Regions from separate parts of the Mus musculus genome. Here regions 2, 3 and 4 are each linked to region 1. A link is a loop called in an ENCODE intact Hi-C map of the cell type or tissue named here. Cell type or tissue: heart. All regions are shown on one strand. Each heading gives the region's core, and the rest is flanking DNA. Links, peaks and the distances in the headings are about the cores only. Region 1 has its middle 6.1 kb from the start of Gm30966. Region 2 overlaps Sipa1l1 (signal-induced proliferation-associated 1 like 1). Region 3 has its middle 100 kb from the start of Gm30799. Region 4 overlaps Gm30706 (a long non-coding RNA gene).

Region 1 (4,509 bases), core at 190-4,189:
AGTCAACCTTGCATTTGTATAAAGATTGATCAAATCACTTACCGTTGCCTGCATGGTTACCATTCAGAAGAAACAATGTCTCACTTTAAGCACTACAGAGCAGTCGTTCTTAACCTGTGAGCCGCGACCCCTCTAAGCCGAAGGACCCTTTTAGAGGGGCCATCTAAGACCATCCACATGTCAGCTATTTATATTACCATTCATAACCGTAGGAAAATTACAGTTATAGAGTAGCAACAAAAGTAATTTCACGATCTGGGTCACCATATCCTGAGGAACTGTGCTGTATTAAAGGGGTGCGGTGTTAGGAAGGTTGAGGATCTAGACTTTTACATATATACACAGAAGAATCTGAATTACTCAGAATTTCAGAAACGTCCCTCAGCTGCTGTCTATAACTGCTGTGCACATCACAGAATCAGAACCATGAATTGGGGAGGAAGCACGCTAGCCAGTGTCATTTAGCATGACTGGGAAGTAACTCCATTCTGCACAGAGCCAGTGCTTGGATGCTGAGTGGTACTTGATAAGTTAATTTGTCTCATCTCAGCCATGGGCACTCACACCGAACACTCAAACCCTTCTTACATTAGTGATGTCTGTCTCCAATGTAGGCAGCTCACAGCTCTTAATCTATGAAGCCACTGTCATGGCCTCTTTCTTTGTAAAAACAGAAAACAGCAGCATTACTGCAAAGCCTGGCGGGCGGCAGTGGACAGGTTATCAGTTCAGAGTAACAAGAGATGCTATGTGGACACTGGGAATGTGCCCTGGGTTTCAGAGACACCTGGTGTCTCCTTTCACACCTTATGCCCATGGGTGATCCTTGGGTAGGCGCTGTAAAGAGTGGTGTCCCTCCTGCCCAGGCTGAGTGGCCTCCATGAGCCTGTGCTAGGCCAGGCATGGAGAAATAAGAAGGTATGAGAATGGCCCAAGCTCAGAAGGGAGACAGACCTTTTCAGGTTCCTACAATGGTCACAGCACTTGGGGGGCTGGGGAGGTGACCCTTGAACATCTAATAAGTGAGCAGGGGACTTCAGGCTGGGCATCTCCTTTCAGACCCCCCAGCTCCTATGTCGGAGCAGGAGGGCAGGAGACCATTTGGGTAGCTACCGAAATTGGACTCTCCTTTCAGCTTAGCCACACTAGGCTGGGTCTGGAGCATGAAGGGAGGGAAACAACGAGACATTTCTTATGCCCATTTTATTCATTATAGCAAGGATCTATGTAGGCATATATTTTTCACAACCTACTTTAATAAGAGTTCGACTTCCCCTCTAGCAGAGGTAGTGGAAAAGAAAGGTTATTAGGATAGGGGTGAAGTGGACCTCTTTAGAAATAGTTCTTTGGGGGCGATTCCCATCTTCATTGTTTTCTGTCAACTAGCAAACACCAAACATAAATCAGCAACTGCAGTCCAGTCCAGTTGGCAGGCAACACACCGGGAACAGCAAAGGCAGTTCACTCCAGGGGATAAGGTGAGGTTTGCCAATCGGCCAAGTCCAGTGACCAGAAGTCGCAGGACTCTCACAAGAAGTTATTTTGGTGGGTTTCTCTCTATGAGGTCACTACAAGCGAACTTCAGCAATGCAATGGAAGGTGAACCAATCTATGCGTGTCATCAGCGAAGGCTTGCAAGGCAGTGGAGGCAAAGCAGCTGGCGCTCCCACTCTCTGTGGGGCCATATTTATATTCTTTCTAAACATTGGGCATCCTTTCACCTGTTTGCTATAGCAAAACATCCTCTCACCTGTGTCTCCTTCATCAAAACATTCTCTCACGTGTCTGCTTTAGCAAGACATCCTTTCCCCTGATTGTCCCAGCAAAACATTATAACCCAAGTCTTCAAAGAAACCAGAAATTTCCACTTTAGATCTACTACATACATGTAATGAATCCTGATGCCTGACCCTTTTCTCTCCCCCTCGTTGGTTTTTCTTGTTTGATTTGTCTTGCGTTTTAAACAAGATCTCCTCCTCTGTAGCCCAGGCTGAACACAGCCTTAACCAGATCCCTCCTGTTGCAGCCTGAGTGCGGGAATTACAAGCATGCGCTGACGTCACCCCTGCTTTCCTCCAATCATGGAGAACCGCATCAGCGGCTTCATCGACATCAGCGTTTGATGCCGCTGGACCGCCTTTAAAGGAAGGGGTAGTATGTGTTTCTGCACCTCAAAGCCTAGCAGTCTATCTAAGATCACTCTATGCTTTCTGACTTCCCTGCCCCATAATTCCCAGGGGCAGCTTTCCAACGGCTTCCCTCCGCAGTGATGTTGAGGTTTACAAAAGCTGGAAGTGCCTTCCGGGGGGTGGGGGTGGGGGGAGGAATCTCCACAGAGATTCTTTCCTTCTTGCCCTGGAGCAGAAATAACCTATCACCCCCACCCCCACCCCCACTCCCTCCCCGCCACGACTCCCTTCCCTCCTCCCCGGTTCACACAGCAAGACCTCTTTTTTCTCCGCCCTCTAGAGTTTCCACCACCAAAAAAAATATTTTTTTTTAAAAAAGATGCAGTACTGAAGGGGTCAGTTTGGCCAGTCCCACTCCTTAGCGCAGACTCTGATGGGGCTATGGTACTTCTTGAAACTGAAAGCGGGAGAGACGCCTGCTTGTAGCCATTAAGGAAACAGCCCAACTGGCTTGGATGCCGGCCCAAACACAGACAGCAGAGGACGCTCACAGCATGCTGTTAAGCCTGCACGGGTGCAAGTTGGTGCTGGGGGACGTTCTGGCTCCGGAAAGTTCAGTACTAAAGTGAATGGCTACACACATACCCATGGCATCTTCTCTCCTTGGCCCCTCTGTGATTTTCTCCTAAACTCACAACCTACATCGCTATCACATGCCACCTTTTGTGTTCCTGACAAGCAGCCTGGAAGCTGGGGACATGAACTTCGTTTCTAATTTTGTAGAGATCTTTCCTCCTATGAAACTTCTCTCCCTCCTCCTTCTGAACTTTGAACTGTAAAACTGTCAGAAGAGCATGGGGTGGGGGGGGGGGAATTCCGCTGGGAGCGGAAGTCTCTGAGCAGCAGGTTTTGGTAATGAGGCTACTCACCTCTTTAGTGAGCTATCTAAAGAGACCTTGATTTTGGTTTTGGCTGGTGTAGAGGGGAGTCATTTAAGTAAATCTAATTGACTCTTTCTTCTCCACCCACCCACCAAAGGAAAGAGGGTGACCCCAACTCATGCCTCAGTGAAGCCCGTGAGTTACCGTCCTTTGCTGGTTCAGCCCACACAGAGGAACTGCTATGGGTCCCACGAATACTGCACATTCACTCTCAGAGCATCACAGAGTCTCTGCCCCAGGTTTAACGGGATGCTAGAGATCTCAGCAGCTTGCTGAGGTGGAGAGACCCACCCTGGATAATGTTCATCAAGGGATTCCAGGTCTGTCTCTGCCTTGTCCCTCCCAACAAAGCCTGGACTAAAGGAATGGGGAAAATAAATGGTGTGAGGGGGCAGGCACAACCTTGAAGAAATGTATAGTCTGGACTAAAGCCTCAGAACCAGCTGACACTCCCAGAGCTGCGGCATCCAATTTGAAAACAACGGGGATAGTCTATTGGGTGGCCACAGGTCTTGTCCGCAGCTTATCAGCACAATGGGGGCCTCACTGAGACATATGACACTCCTGGAGGGATAGTGGCTATTGTGAAGGCTAACCCGGCATTAAAACTCTTCAACAGATGAAAACAACCGGTGAAAAGATGAAAATTGACCTGAGACAATGACAAGTCTCATTCCAACCCTAAGAAAAATGTCCTAGTATTGGATGCCTGTGAACTCAGGCCGACGCAGCCTTGAGCTATGTCAGGTGATCAAAAACAACATTCTAGCCTTAAGTGATAAGAATCTTATCAAACCCATAACCAAGCAGCAACATTGTGTTCATTTCGGCTCTTGGAACAGAATCCAGGTAAAGGTTGTAACTGAGAAGCTACTGAGACGAGAGGCCAAGCAGGTGCCATCCAGTGAGAAGCTGGAACGCGCTTAGTGCTGGAGGAAGCATCAAGGAGGAAGAAGCCATCTCTAAAGAGAAAGAGAAGGGTTTTCCTCGGGGTCCTGGGGACAAGGTCCGGCACAGAAGGCTAGAGGTCTGGTGAGTGCAGAGATTTAGAATCCAACTGAAATGAGTACAAACTTGTGAGAGTGAGGGGCTGACTCCTTGGTTTCTGGGTCCTGTCTTCCCTGGCCGGAAAGCAGGGATGTGGTGTGTTCTTGGCAGAGTGCCAGGATTGCAAGGCCTTCAAGAGTGTGCCTCTGGATGGAAGCTGGAGAGAGGTGGAGCCTGAGTTGGTGTAGAACTTCGTAACACTGCAAAAAAGAACATTTGAGGCAGATTGCGACTGTGACTCTTGGCTGTCAGTAAGGCTGAAAAGGTGACTTCCTGTACTTGCCTGCACTGGCTGATTGTATTTTAGGCATTTGCTGTCTCCTCTGCAGAGAGTTTAGGGTCGAGCTCTCCCTGCCTTTGACCATCAGAGAGCTGTGCCTGGTGGGATGAGG
Region 2 (4,509 bases), core at 427-4,426, 150 kb after region 1:
TTGCCTAACATGCACAAAATCAGAGCTTGGCTCTAACACTGTATGAGCTACACTGGGGAGAAGAGTAGGCCCGGGACAAGGAGCTAACTAGAAACACTTAGTAACCAACTGAGTAAGGTTGCCAAGACAAGCGCCTGAGACTGACAAAAGCCATGAATGGCTTCATCATGAGTGACAGCAGAATCAGGGCACAGGGCACTGCAGCGAACAGAGCAATAGAGTACAAAGTGGCCACAATGTCTGAAATCCCAGTCACAGGAAAATACACATGGTCAAAGAGTCATGGCTAAGACAGTAAGGTGGAAGACACCAGTAGTCAGAAACCTCAGTAGGCCAGACAAGAATACAATACAAACACAGACTCATCTATGTAGTGAAGCCATGGCTAGACTGAAGTCAAGATTTAAAAAAATCCTGCTAACAGAAGCTTAGTTTATAATAAACAAAATGCAAAATGCAGCACAGTGCTTTCAAGATATATAAGTCAAAAAGACTAAAAATTAAGTATTTGATAAAATCATATTAAAACAAAAAGACAGGAGGCAGTACTACCGGGAGGGTCTCAAGTTCTGTCTTTAAACATGGCATTTGGGGTCAAGTAACACATGAAATCAAGGTATACACTAGACATAAAAGGAGAAGGTACCTAACACTAGTTACATACACTACCATAATTTAGTAAATACTGCCATGTTTCTATTTTCCCCAAAGGGCTTCAAAACTGAAGGAGGATGTCAAACGACCCCCCGCCCCCCCGGTTGTATGACATTACAGGTTAGAAAGAGAGCAACAATAAGGAAAAAAATCCTCTGAGCATGAAAGGTCAGTAGCTCCATACACAGCTGCAAAGGGGGTAAGAACAACAGGCACGAAGCAACTCCTCCAATGATGTGGCCCTGCAGAACAGCATAAGCCTGAAAGCTGTCAGCACGGTAAGCTCACGGCTGACTCCCCGGAGAGCTGGATCACGGCCAGCTCACCTGTGCGCTCTGCTGATATGTGTGGAAAGGAATCATCCCCATCTCACGGAGTTTCATTATCAGTGAGAACAAATAAGACTTCTACATGCTGACAGAAAATTTCTTTTAAAAAAAGAAATAAATTTAAGCCAGGCAGGGGCAGCCCATGCCTTTAATCCCAACACTTGGGAGGCAGAGGCAGTCGGATCTCTGCGAGTTTGGGGCCAGCCTGCCCTAAAACGTGAATTCCAGGACCAAGACACCCAAGACTACACAGAGAAACCCTGTCTTGAAAAAAAACAAACAAACACCAAAACAAAAAACCAAACCAAATAAAAAAAAAATCACCAAATATGTTTCAGTTTTCAAATTAAGCATGACCAAATTCACATTTTCCCCATGATACAACTAGCAGTAAGGAAGACTTCTAAAGCAGAGTATCTGTTACCCTAAGATCTGAGTCACCTGGAAAATGACAGCCTGGCTAGAGAAAGGCGTCCGAAAGAATATTCTCAAAAAACAAGCTTCACAATTGATTCTAGAAAATCAAGAATCAAGGGAATTCAAAGGCCCAGGACTTCTAAATGTATTTGGTACCCAGTGTCCTTAGGCCCTGAGGTAAGGCACATTGCTCTCTGCCTGAGCCTCTCCCTCTGAGCTCTTCACCACAGATTACTCATTTGTTCTGGCAAATGTGCGAAACACTAACCTAGCCCCAGAGAACAAATAAGTCTTTAAATCACTCGTGCTCCCAGTGACAGGTCTAGAGTCTCCTGGTCTGATGAACGAAAACTAAGCAGAAGTCTGCAACAGCCCACTTCTTGGCACACTTGAGCTCTCTCACGGAAAGACCAGGCATGGCCAGGGCTTGCTTTCTCCTTCTTTCTCTTGGAGCTCAGGATGGATAGAAGAACAACAGGCCAGCATGACCAGACACCAGTGGAATTAAACACAAAGCTACAGGATCCCCAAAGCATTACCAGATGCACGAGTCAGCCTGAGAGTGGTGCCTTCCGGGAAGGCTTCTTATGTGGCAAACTTAAGTATTTGCTGGAGCTGCTGGCCTGGCTTGCCACTGCGTTCCTGATAGGGCAGATGTACCCAAACACATAACTGTGGTTTTCACTTACAAACAGTTGCTTGTAACTGAATAGTACTGTGATGAAAGAGTATGCTTAAATACTTTATAAGTCAAACAAAACAGATGAGTATATATAAATGATAAAAATCAATGGAAAGGGTACACCTCAAATTCTAATTCCTACAGTAGTGAGTCCACTGAAATGCGCAAGACTGTTCATCAGCAGCATGAGCTTCTATACTAACAAAAAGGTCCCTGCCTGTATTTCAATAATTACCCACGGAAAAGTACACCACGGGTGAGAAGAGAAGCCAACCCTCCGCAATCACACAAGTCCACTCTCGTGGGAACACTCCTACTCCATGTGGAAGAAGGTGCCTTAGTTTTTTAGTCATTAGAAAACATGTTTTTGGAAAATTCAAAATTAACATTTGGTTAGGAGGCAAAATCAGAAAAGTTCTTATCCTGTTTCCAATGATGAATCCAGCTCAGAATACTCCAGCGATGGATTAAGAACTGGATACTAGTTTTTAAAAGTTCTCTGTTTTATGTTTACTTATCAGATAATAAAAGTATCTCAAACTGACATCTCTCAAAGCTTATTACTACCATATATGATAAAATCATGAATTCTTGATTTTTTTTGTTACAATCTTAAAATGAATCCCCCCCCCAGCCCCAAGAGAATTCAGAGCCACTGTGGAGTGGGGGGTGAGGGGCGAGTTCTTTAAGTTGTGCGCACTACAGCAAATGCCTAGACACTGTTCATGGCAGGCTAAGCCCTCCTCTGTAAAAAGTTATAGTTAAAATTAAGCAGAAAATGGAAACACTGACATCTGCTGCTAGTTTGCATGCATTTAAAATGCTTCAAAATTAAATAGTGAAGATTAGAATACTGAGACTTAAAACCTAAATCTTCACAAGCCAATCACCCACAGGGGTGTCCACCTGTGTGGCCCAGCCACCTCACAGTGGGTCAGCACAGCCAGTGCTTCCCTGGGGTGGCACTGGTGCTGGTGCTGAGCCTGGCACACTGGCAGTGGCCCACAGCCTTGCAGATGCTCTGTGCACGCACTTCACCAGGGAGCCTCAGGCCCCACAGAGGCCCTTCTCAAAACTTCTGACATCTTGGAGCCCTCCAGGTGCTTGGTTTCATAATGTCTCCCAGCAACATGGCTGGGCTAAGGGTGCTGCTCAAGGGGAGAATCCTGGCCTCGCCTCTCTGTCCCCAGCACCGAAAAGAGGGAGGAAAGGAACTGGTAAGGACTCAGCTTATTCAAAGAATCCAACACTGCTACATGAAGACTCAGCTCACGTGCGTTATTCTGTCCTCTGCTCTCTGAGTAACGCACAGGCTGTAGGGGACGCACCATCCCTTCCCCAAGCATCTCTCCTCCATCTTCCCTCATCTCAGTGTCCACTCATCTATCTGTCCAAAGTGCACTGTTCCCAGGGGAGCATGCTCTAGAAAGCGTGCCCCACCGCCCACCACGAGTCCCACATTAAAAGCAATATCCCATTCGGTTGACCAAGGGAACAGATGAGAGGAAAAAAGCACACAAAGACAAACTGCCCCGGTTCAGTCGTTACTGTTTTAACCTAAGATGTCTTTCACAGTATTTAGCTCCATGGTGATGGGAGCAGGCGGAAAAATATAGAAACACGGAAAGAACAAATCCCTTCAGAATATTTTAAGGTTTCTAACGCAAAGCTTAATATGGAATTACAGAAACATGTAAGGTGAGAATACTCATAACTTAGTAATGGTGTAAGTCAAACAATTTTTATAATAGCTTTAAAATTTTATATTCCACTAATAAAACAAAACAGAAAACAAAAAAGATTTTGACTTCATTTTTGAACTAAAGAAAATGTTTCAATATTTAGAAGAGTGGGTTTTACCTGAGGTTGTCTTCACTCTTGTCAGGACCCAGGGACATCCATGGTCACAAAACTGAGAGTGGGAGCATGCTACTGTCATCTACAGGATGCTGCAAAGCACCGGGTAACTCCATAGCAAGGCAAGTTGCTCCCTAGCACCTTGGTTAAGCCACATGCAATAACCACGGTGCTGAGGAGAAAAGGCTGCAGCTCCTAGGGACCCACTGGCTACTGTTACCCAATCCAGCAAGTTCCAGAGCCAGTGGGAAACCCTGTCTCAAAAAATAACGCGGCGGGGGCTGAGGCAGACAGCTGCTGTCAAGGCCTGGATCCTATAAGGAAAAAAATTCTTCACTAACCCCACATCTGATAGAGGGCCAATATCCAAAATATATAAAGAACTCAAGAAGCAAAACTCAAAAAAAAAAAAAAAAAAAAAAGCTAACCTCCAAAAACCCAAACAACCCAATCAAAAAATAGAGTATAGAACTAGAGAGAGAATTCACAAAAGAGGAATCTGGAATGGCTGAGAAGCACTTAAACAAACGTTCAAAGTCCTTAGTGATTAAAGAAATGCAAATCAAAACG
Region 3 (4,509 bases), core at 57-4,056, 300 kb after region 1:
AAGAAAATCTCCTTGCAGCTGGGTCACCTTAGAAGATGGATGGAAGATTAGATGAGAAGGTGAAGTTTTCTCCCCCTCAAAAGATACACTCAGATTTTCATTCCAGACCTGGCTGCAAATTAGACTACCCTGTGACATTCTGTCCCTTGCTCAAATCACCTATGTTTAAGGAAGCTGGACCCAGGGGAATTGTTCCCACCCTCTCATGGGCCCCATTCCTTTCTTCTGCAAATAAACTTAAGGGAGAGAGTATCAGGACACTGGGGTGATAAAGCTATATTTAAAATAATATTAACAACAACAATTTTAATCTAGGATTCCTTTTTCCATAGCTTAGCTATGTACTACACGACATTGATGCTACTTCCATACCTTTTCAACCTTAACGAAGCTATCATTCCTGCCCTTATTTTATTTAATAATCACTGAATACTTAAGTATGAGAAAACTTCAACATGTTCGCAGGAAAAGAACCAAAGGTGAAACCCAGGAACACGTATGTTCAGATCAGGAAGGCCGACTACCCTGAGTGCTGGCCACATCTAACTTTATAAGATACCATTGGGTTTGGAGGGCCTCACCTGCCAACTGGGGAAAGCTGGGCCAAAGGAACTGAGCTCAAACTCCCTTCTAGTTTCAGCCTCCAGTGGAAGGGTAAGAAACCGCAACTACAAAGGAGACTTTAGTTACAACGTATTTTCACACACACATAAATTCTAGTTGATTTCTGCAGCAAAGCTGGCTCAGGCCTCACAGTCAAGACAGTGAAAGGGTACAGCTAGTTTTAAGGTCACCCTGGCAGAAAGCGGCAAGGCAGGTCGGTATCTGAAATCCACACCTCTGAAGACAGGTCACCTGAATCCTCTAAGGAAGTTGGAAAATCAAAACTGCCTCATATGCAAAACCGTGGACATGGAGTAACTTCTCACCCTCAGATGTGGGTGTGATCCCATGGTCCCTGGACCACCAGTCCAGCCCCCTATGCCCAAGAATGATTCTTCTAACCACTGGAGTCCCAGAAGCCAAGAGAAACACCTCTGCTGGTGGTACTCTGTAGACACTGCTTGCCTCTCAAGGCTCAAAAGGTTACAAATACAGGGAAATTTCATTTTTCCAATTTTGAGATTCAGCTTCTGTGATGTGTGTTTCACATCACAGAACAAAGAGGCTTGCTCCATCAGAGTTAAAGAAGGGGGCCGGGTACCATTCTAATCTGGCCAGTGAAGCAAAAGGTTCAAATCTAAAAAGTAACCTGAAAAGCTTCATTAATAGTCATACCATTTGTGCAATGACTAGACCTTTGGTTTAAAAAAAAAAAAAAATACAGCCAGGCAAGAGCCAGCAAGCCTTCTCGTTACCACAGAAATCTTCCACTAAGTCAGCCAGCCAAGAAGCTGCTCTGAGTTGGGGTCCACTCAACACTGCTCTCTGTGCCCTAAGAGAGCATTTGAAAAGTCACTGACTAAAAATTTACACTGCGACTGAAACTACAACATATGCATACCTTACCTCAGTTAACCAAGACCTCAGAGTCTGCATAACTGCTAATCTCAAGCCATCCTCAAACTACAGTACATTCATACATTGTTAGGAAGCCCTTCAAAAAGTTGCTTTAAATTTTTCTTCAAATGAGACTACACCAATACTACAAACTTCATTCAAAGCAAATATGAAATAAATATAAAAGGAAATACCACTGAAAAACTGAGTCAAAAGAAGAGTTAACCTCAGAATGTCATTTTAGTGGCGTGCTGAGGACTTACTAACTGCCTGACAGTCAAATCTAGCAAGTCCGGGGCGCCAGGACTGTGACGACGGGAACTGCAGAGAGGCTAACAGCTACACCTACTGTCTGTCTCCAGCCACTTGCTAAACCCGTTCCTTCTCTCGGTCAACTGGAAAAATCTAATTAATGATAGTCGATTTCAAGAATCCTTTAAGAGTGAGGAAAAGTACAATATCTTCTGTGACACTGAAGCACGTCGCCACCCCAAATGTGGGATTTGCCCCAACCATCTCTGTTCCAGCCATCACCCAGGTTATTTTAGATCACTGTTGTTAATGCCTTTGTACCAATAACGTATTTCATGGGAAAATACCTCCGTAATAATATTCTAGTTAATAACTGGGTTGTCACCGCATAGGTGGACACATCAGTGGCCATAAACTGCTTTGCTTAAACCTTTTAACTGCTCTGCATAATCCTATCAGCTTTTTTTCCATCCTGGTAAAGGCAGTTTAATTGCAGCGTTTGAGAAAGGACAAGGGAGAAAGTCGTTAAACCAAGATACAGAAAATCATTCCCGTGCCTAAACGACGATGCTAGAGCAATTTGGTAGGGCTTCATTTAATGTTGTGGCCGTCCAAAAGAATCAGCCAGAGAACCTTTGCACTGGGAGATACTCCATTCGAGAAAGCAGGAGAAAGTTGACACTTAACTCCCACAGAGTAGCAGTATAAAAAAAAAAAAATGGCTTTAAGACTCTGAGTCAGAGTTTCAACATGAAAGGCTCGATTTATAGAGGAAACGCCAACCCCAGTTCATCCAGATAGACCTGGAACCTGATGAAAGTCGACACCTCCCTCTGAAATTTGCATCGCATCACTGGCTCGCGTTTAGAAACATAATCGTGTACAAGGTAGTATGAATTTCAGTAAAGGTTGCCCTCTCAACTAGTCGTCAGGAAAAAAATAATAATAATTAAATCCATAAAGCTCCAAGGCAGTCTCCGAGTTACCAGTCCCCAAACGCTTCCCCTTCCAAGAGGAATGCCAACAATCTAGCACAACGCCTCCCTTGAAAGCTAGCTATTTCCCGTGCCTCTCTGGTTTTGGACTCGGTGAGCCCCGATGAAATTTCAATCTGCCCAACGCGATTGCTTGCCCACGTTGAAATGCCATGGAGCGATTTATGAACCTGGCAAGTTGCCTTTAAGGTCAGGAGCGAAGTTGGAAAGGGCAAGGGGAGAAAAAGTTCTTTAAAGGAAATCCTCACGCCTCTCCAACCCTATGACGGTTTCCTTCCTCCAAGGATCGCAGGTTGGAGCATCCCCGGATCTCAGTCCCCAGTATCTCCCCAGGAGAGAAATTAACACCCCCGAGCCCGCAGCCAAATCTTTCCTTTCCCCACCATTAACCCCCTGGACCTTGGCCCCCTGCAGCACACCTGCAAAGAGCTCACCGAGTGTCGGGTGGGGAAGGATCTCTCCGAGGAGCCCGGAGCCGCAGGGTGAACACGGCCACCAGGCAGGGATGCGGGGCTCCGGGCCTCTAGGGGAGCCGATCCGGATCCTGAGGTGAGAACGTGCGCGCGCGCCGTGCACGGTGAAGCGCAGACTCGCCCCCGCCGGGACCGCGATCCCCCAGCACGCCACCAAATCGGAAATCAAACTTTCAGCGGCTGTAACCGTCCAGCTCCGGTCCGCGAATCCCCAAGCCCATTGGGGGTGATGGGGGGGGACTGTCAGCAGTGCCGCCCCGCCCCCCTCCCAGCCCTGCCCTCCCGGGCCACTTACCGCTTGGCCTGGGCTTCCCGGTGCAGCCGCGCGTCCCGGGCGCGTCGTCCGCGCGCTCTCCCTGGGGAGAAAGAGAAAGCGTGCAGACGGTCGGGGCGCGCTCGCTCGCCGCCTCCTCTGCGGAGATCCGAGGCTCCGAGCGCCCGGCGTTAGGGGCCGCCGGGGCGGGATCAGCGCGGCTCGCCACCAGCCTCGCTCCGAGAGGGTCCCCGCAGCTGCCGCGCTCCGTTGCGCCGCGGAGGCCGAAGCGACTGGTCCCCGGGCATCAACTATTGTGCAGGAGCCCGGAGTCCGGCTCGCGCCCCCGAGCCCCCCATCCCGCCCGCCGGCTCCCGGGGACGAGCGCGCGGCGCCCGGGGGATGAGTCCCGGCTGCGGAGCACCGCGCTGGGCGCCGTGGGAGGAGGGGGGAGTTGCGTGGCCGCGGGGGAGGGGACAGGTAACTGCCCACCGGGGCTGGGGGACGCGGAAAGGGAGCCCCGGTGGCGGCGAGAGGCACGCTGCGGGCGGTCTCCCAGGCCCACCCTCCCTCCCTCCCCGACCCTTCCCCCCCGGGACACGGCGCCGCACTGACTTTCCGCTCACTCGCTCACGCACGTACTGAACTCGCTCACAAAGTTGCCGGCGGTGGCGGCGCTGCACTGGCCCTTCTCCCCGCCCCATCCCTTCCCTCCCTCCTCTCCTCCCTCCCTCCTCTCCTCCCTCCTTCAGTCTCGGGTGAGATCACCGCGGCGGGGTTCTGCGCGCAGGCAAGTCTCGCGAGATTAGAGCCCAACTCGGGCCGGGGGAAGTGGAAGCTGGAGAGTGAGGACCGAGGAACTTCTGGTTGCCATGACGACTCGACAGCCGGGAGCAGTTTTCACCTGCCTCCTCCGCTGCCCCAAGCCTAGCGGTGGGGAAGGGGAGGCTGGGGAGGAGAACGTAGGGCTTCCGTAGACCTGCTTCTCTCCGAGGTGGGCGCATTTGGCCAGAGAGGCTCTGGGGCTTTAGAAGCC
Region 4 (4,509 bases), core at 473-4,472, 670 kb after region 1:
ATAGAGAAAAATTAAGATAGACCCAATTCTATTAGAGGAACAATTGCAACCTGGACATATAGAACCTTCAGTGAGACCTTGGAATTCCCCTATTTTGGTAATTAATTACATTATAGTTTTGTAAATAAAAAGACAAAAAATAAATTTCAGCTGCTGTATGATTTCAGGGGCATAAATGTTCCTGTGAAAACAAATGGAGGCTCTGCAGCTGGGGCTCCCCATGCCTACTGTGGTTCCTCAAGGACACTCCACTATTTAGTATCAGTGGAACATTTTGCCACAAGCGATGAACACATTGTCAAACTATGTGACAATATTACGTATGTAGGCACTTAATGAAAACATTGCCCCACTGTGTGACAATATTATGTATGTAGGCACTTAAGCTGGCGCAGCCTAAAGCCCTTCAGGCATTGGTCACTCATTGTATGAATGTATTCTCTGCTCATGCTTTCCTAATCAATACTTAAATGGATGCTTAACTTTCATGGTAAATGAACTAAAAGAAGAAAATGTAGGGGCTGGAGAGATGGCTTAATGGTTAAGAGCACTAACTGCTCTTCCAAAGGTCCTGAGTTTAATTCCCAGCAACCACATGGTAGTTCACAACCACTCGTAATGGGTTCCAATTCCCTCTTCTGGTCTGTCTGAAGAGAGCAACAGTATACTTCTATACATAAAATAAATAAATCTTTAAAAAAAGAAGACTGGGCAAGGGTGGCATACACCTTTAATCCCAGCACTTGGGAGGCAGAGGCAGGCAGATTTCTGAGTTCGAGGCCAGCCTGGTTTACAGAGTGAGTTCCAGGACAGCCAGGGCTATACAGAGAAAACTTGTCTTGAAAAAGAAGAAGAAGAAGGAAGAGGAGGAGGAGGAGGAGGGGGAGGGGGAGGAGGAAGAAGAAAGAGGAGAAGAAGAAGAAGAAGAAGAAGAAGAAGAAGAAGAAGAAGAAGAAGAAGAAGAAGGAGAAGAAGAAGAAGAAGAAAATTTAAACTTAACTCCAGATAAGATACAAAGTGGTCACCATATAATTATTTAAAATATATTCTCACTCAACAACAAATTTGCCATTATCCCCTCTCAGTCTAAATTTTCCGAAGCAATGTACCCTCAAATACTTAGAAAAGATTTTGGGCCATGTCAATTGGATGTGTTCTTAAAGCCCATGTCCACAGTGACACATCTACTCCAACAAGGTCACACCTCCTAATAGTGGCACTCCCTGGGCCAAGCATATATGAGCCATCACAGCAACTTGTGCCACTTGTTAGTAGAGAGCCTACAGAAATCACTGTGCCATTAAATAGAATTCTGGCTGATTATTTTGTTCCACGATGATCACAATTGGCAGGTAGCAATCACATGTTACTTGGGATCTATAAGTATTAGTTATCCTAAAGATCCCTTTAAGAATTGTTTAAGATACCCCATGGGTGTTCCTTAAAATTACATCTAGAGATCCTATAGAGATCACTGTTAAAAATGGCTCTTCAAAAGCACGGGAGCTTATGTCTTATATACAAGTTCCACACCCTCCGCATACACCCAGCCCTGGTTGTGCAGCTCAACAGTCTGAACTTGCTGCAGCCAACCAACTTTTATTTGATGTTTCTCTGCATTGGATATTTTAGCACACTCTCCATTGGTGCTCAAATTGTTTCTGTTTTAGAAACTGTAAGACTAAGCCAGGCAGTAGTGGTGCACGTCTTAAATCCTAGCACTTCAAGACTTAAACTTAATCCCACCACCAATGCTAGTGCACAGTTAGTTCTGTCCCTATGGGCGCCTATACAACAACCACCTCAGCATTTTTTCTTTTCTTTTCTTTTTCTTCTTCTTTCTTTCTTTCTTTTTTTTTTTTATTAGGTATTTTCCTCATTTACATTTCCAATGCTATCCCAAAAGTCTCCCATACCCTCCCCCGCACTCCCCTACCCACCCACTCCCACTTTTTGGCCCTGGCGTTCCCCTGTACTGGGGCATATAAAGTTTGCAAGTCCAATGGGCCTCTCTTTCCAGTGATGGCCGACTAGGCCATCTTTTGATACATATGCAGCTAGAGTCAAGAGCTCCGGGTACTGGTTAAGTTCATAATGTTGTTCCACCTATAGGGTTGCAGACCCCTTTAGTTCCTTGGGTATTTTCTCTAGCTCCTCCATTGGGGGCCCTGTGATCCATCCAATAGCTGACTGTGAGCATCCATTTCTGTGTTTGCTAGGCCCTGGCATAGTCTCACTAGAGACAGCTATATCAGGGTCCTATCATCACAATCTTGCTAGTGTATGCAATGGTGTCAGTGTTTGGAGTCAGCATTTTTTCATAACTCACATTCACATGCATTCTCATATGCCAGACCTGGTAACATTCGCTAGTGCTCAAGCAGATGCCCTGGCCTCCTCCTCACCTCTAATACTTTCATTTCAGGCTGCTTAAAAGACTCATGAATTTCTTCATCAAAATGCAAAATTATTACAAGTGTAGTTCTCTACCTCATGAACAAGCGTGCCTGCCCTCTGTGTTCCTTGACCACCACTGCCCCCTGCTGGAGGAACTAATCCTTGCGCGTTAAACTCTAATGCCACTGGGGCAAACAGATACTACTCAAATCTCTGAATTTTGACATTATGCTCCTGTAACAGTTGATACTTGGAAAGAATACGATTGTTGCTTCTGTCTGCAGAACGATCTCGGATGCTGTCATTATTTATTATATACCTTTCCCTTTCCTGGACATCCATTGCAACTAAAAACTGGTAACGCTCCTGCTTATATTAGCAAACAACTTTTACAATGTATAAAATATTAATCATGTTGCCGGAACCCCTTTCAACTCACAGTGTCAAAGCTATTGTGGAATGACAGCGTTAACTACTTAAACAACAAATTTTAAAAATAAAATTGGGGACTATATCTTCACCTTAAATGCCTAGTGCTATGGGCATTTAAAATTTAAGCCATGGTTTTTAAAAAAATTTTTTTTTTACTTTAAAGGATAATGCTTTCTCCACTACCCAAAAGTGGAGGCACAGACATGGACACAGTATATGTTAAATGAAATATCTAGGAACCAATCAGTGGAAAGGGCCCCAAGTTCCTCTACCATCAGGGCAGGGTTACGCTCGAGTCTTTTCAGAAAATGAAAGAAGTCCCAGATGATGTCTGCTCCCATGACTAAGACAGCATCCCAGAGACACTGGACACATGAAGCATCTGAAGAAAGATAACAAGCACACCAAGAGGAGGCATCCCAAGAGGAAGAAGAAGTTGATGACTTGGGGGAGGCATCGAGACTTTAATTCATCAAGCTGAGACCTTGGAGAGACAAGGACCCAATGCTACTGACCCCCAAAATGATGATGCTATGTTTATTGACTATATTATAGGCTAATTCTCAGATTGTACAGAATCCAAATACTTTCCTTTCTGGAATGTGTTGTTTTAATGTGTCAAGATACTGCTCATATTCACATTGATGATCTGCATAAAGAGAAAGACACAATCTCTCAAGTGACCTTTGAAGGCCATCTCGATTAAGGTGGCTCTCCCTTTTCTTGGTCCTCTGCTGGCTAGTCCTATGGCTTTGTTAGACCAATTCTGCAGGCTATGCAGTCAAGCTTGGCTTATGCTATTACAGCCACAAAATTCTCTTTAAAAACTCAAAAGGGGGTGAGATAGGAAGTATGGCTGTCTTTTAAACACCAGAGAAACCCAGGATGTTAAGCACGCAGGGTTGTTCCTCCAAAAGAAGGAGTGTAGTGCCTGTTATCTGCCCAGAAGGCTAGAAATGGACATGGTTTCTGACCTAGTGACCTTTGCGCTATCTGTGACTTTTCTGGCACTGGATCACTCCCCTAGACCCTTATTGTAAAATTGTTTTTCCCAGTCAACCTATAGAACCTGTCTTTATGGACTGTACAAAGGGTTTCATATCTGATCTGTATTTAGCTTGTTTTGTTCCTGAAGGAGATTTGTGTGTGGTTTGTTGTACACATAGGATTGAGTTAATGATCACGAAAATAGTTTTCACCAAATGTGCTGTGTTTAAATATGTTTAAAGTAAACCACGTGGAATCTAACTCCAGTTTAAACCAACATCAGCGACTGAGTCATATGAGTCATGGTAAGCCAAACTGACTTCTTGTTTCTGGCAGCTCATATCTCTGCAGCCGGTTAAGGTCACAAAGACCCCTGTAATCGGGTCCCCCAGAACCAATGCTAACAACAGCGGTGAGCCACAATGTGGGTGCCAGGAATAGAACCTAGGTCCTCTGGAAGATCAGCAAGTGCTCCTAACCATTGAGCCATCTCTCCATCCCAGACCAGTATGAGTCTTACATCGACAATGCTTAGGGTGGGGACATTGCCTGAAGAACACAGAAAAGGATGAGGGAGCTCCCCAAAGTGTGTACGGTGGGAGTGGCTGTTACCCCGCTGATGAACGGAGCAGCAACATCATATGTAAGGCAACAGAAGTTCTCAGGGATGCTCACAAGTTACAGCTTCAAGTG

Evidence for each region. Peaks named below come from ENCODE experiments on the same cell type or tissue, not always from the same donor. Only the 100,000 strongest peaks of a DNase experiment are listed, where the experiment ranks them.
Region 2: it touches region 1 in a loop (3-fold over the local background); 7 of 42 quality-filtered maps call a loop at or near these places.
Region 3: a loop joins it to region 1, with 5 times the contacts of the local background. A loop is called at or near these places in 19 of 42 quality-filtered maps.
Region 4: it touches region 1 in a loop (3-fold over the local background); 12 of 42 quality-filtered maps call a loop at or near these places.

Annotation. Positions count from the first base shown.
Region 1 is chr12:82,468,349-82,472,857 of GRCm38, reverse strand. No RefSeq gene overlaps it. Among named protein-coding and RNA genes, the nearest start is that of Gm30966, 6.1 kb to the left of the region's middle. In heart, for the core only: a CTCF peak has its summit at 2,665; DNase peaks (open chromatin) are centred at 2,097 and 2,647; H3K4me3 peaks cover 1,411 bases; H3K27ac peaks cover 3,483 bases.
Region 2 is chr12:82,320,416-82,324,924 of GRCm38, reverse strand. The region is part of intron 1 of Sipa1l1 (signal-induced proliferation-associated 1 like 1); the gene reads right to left. Among named protein-coding and RNA genes, the nearest start is that of Sipa1l1, 11 kb to the right of the region's middle. In heart, for the core only: a CTCF peak has its summit at 2,888; no DNase peak of the experiment used is centred there.
Region 3 is chr12:82,169,083-82,173,591 of GRCm38, reverse strand. It overlaps a transcript of Sipa1l1 not described here. Among named protein-coding and RNA genes, the nearest start is that of Gm30799, 100 kb to the right of the region's middle. In heart, for the core only: CTCF peaks have their summits at 1,852 and 3,358; DNase peaks (open chromatin) are centred at 1,831 and 3,431; H3K4me3 peaks cover 2,618 bases; H3K27ac peaks cover 1,897 bases.
Region 4 is chr12:81,794,770-81,799,278 of GRCm38, reverse strand. The region is part of intron 5 of Gm30706 (a long non-coding RNA gene); the gene reads left to right. Among named protein-coding and RNA genes, the nearest start is that of Gm46366, 5.9 kb to the right of the region's middle. In heart, for the core only: a CTCF peak has its summit at 2,543 (motif pointing left); no DNase peak of the experiment used is centred there.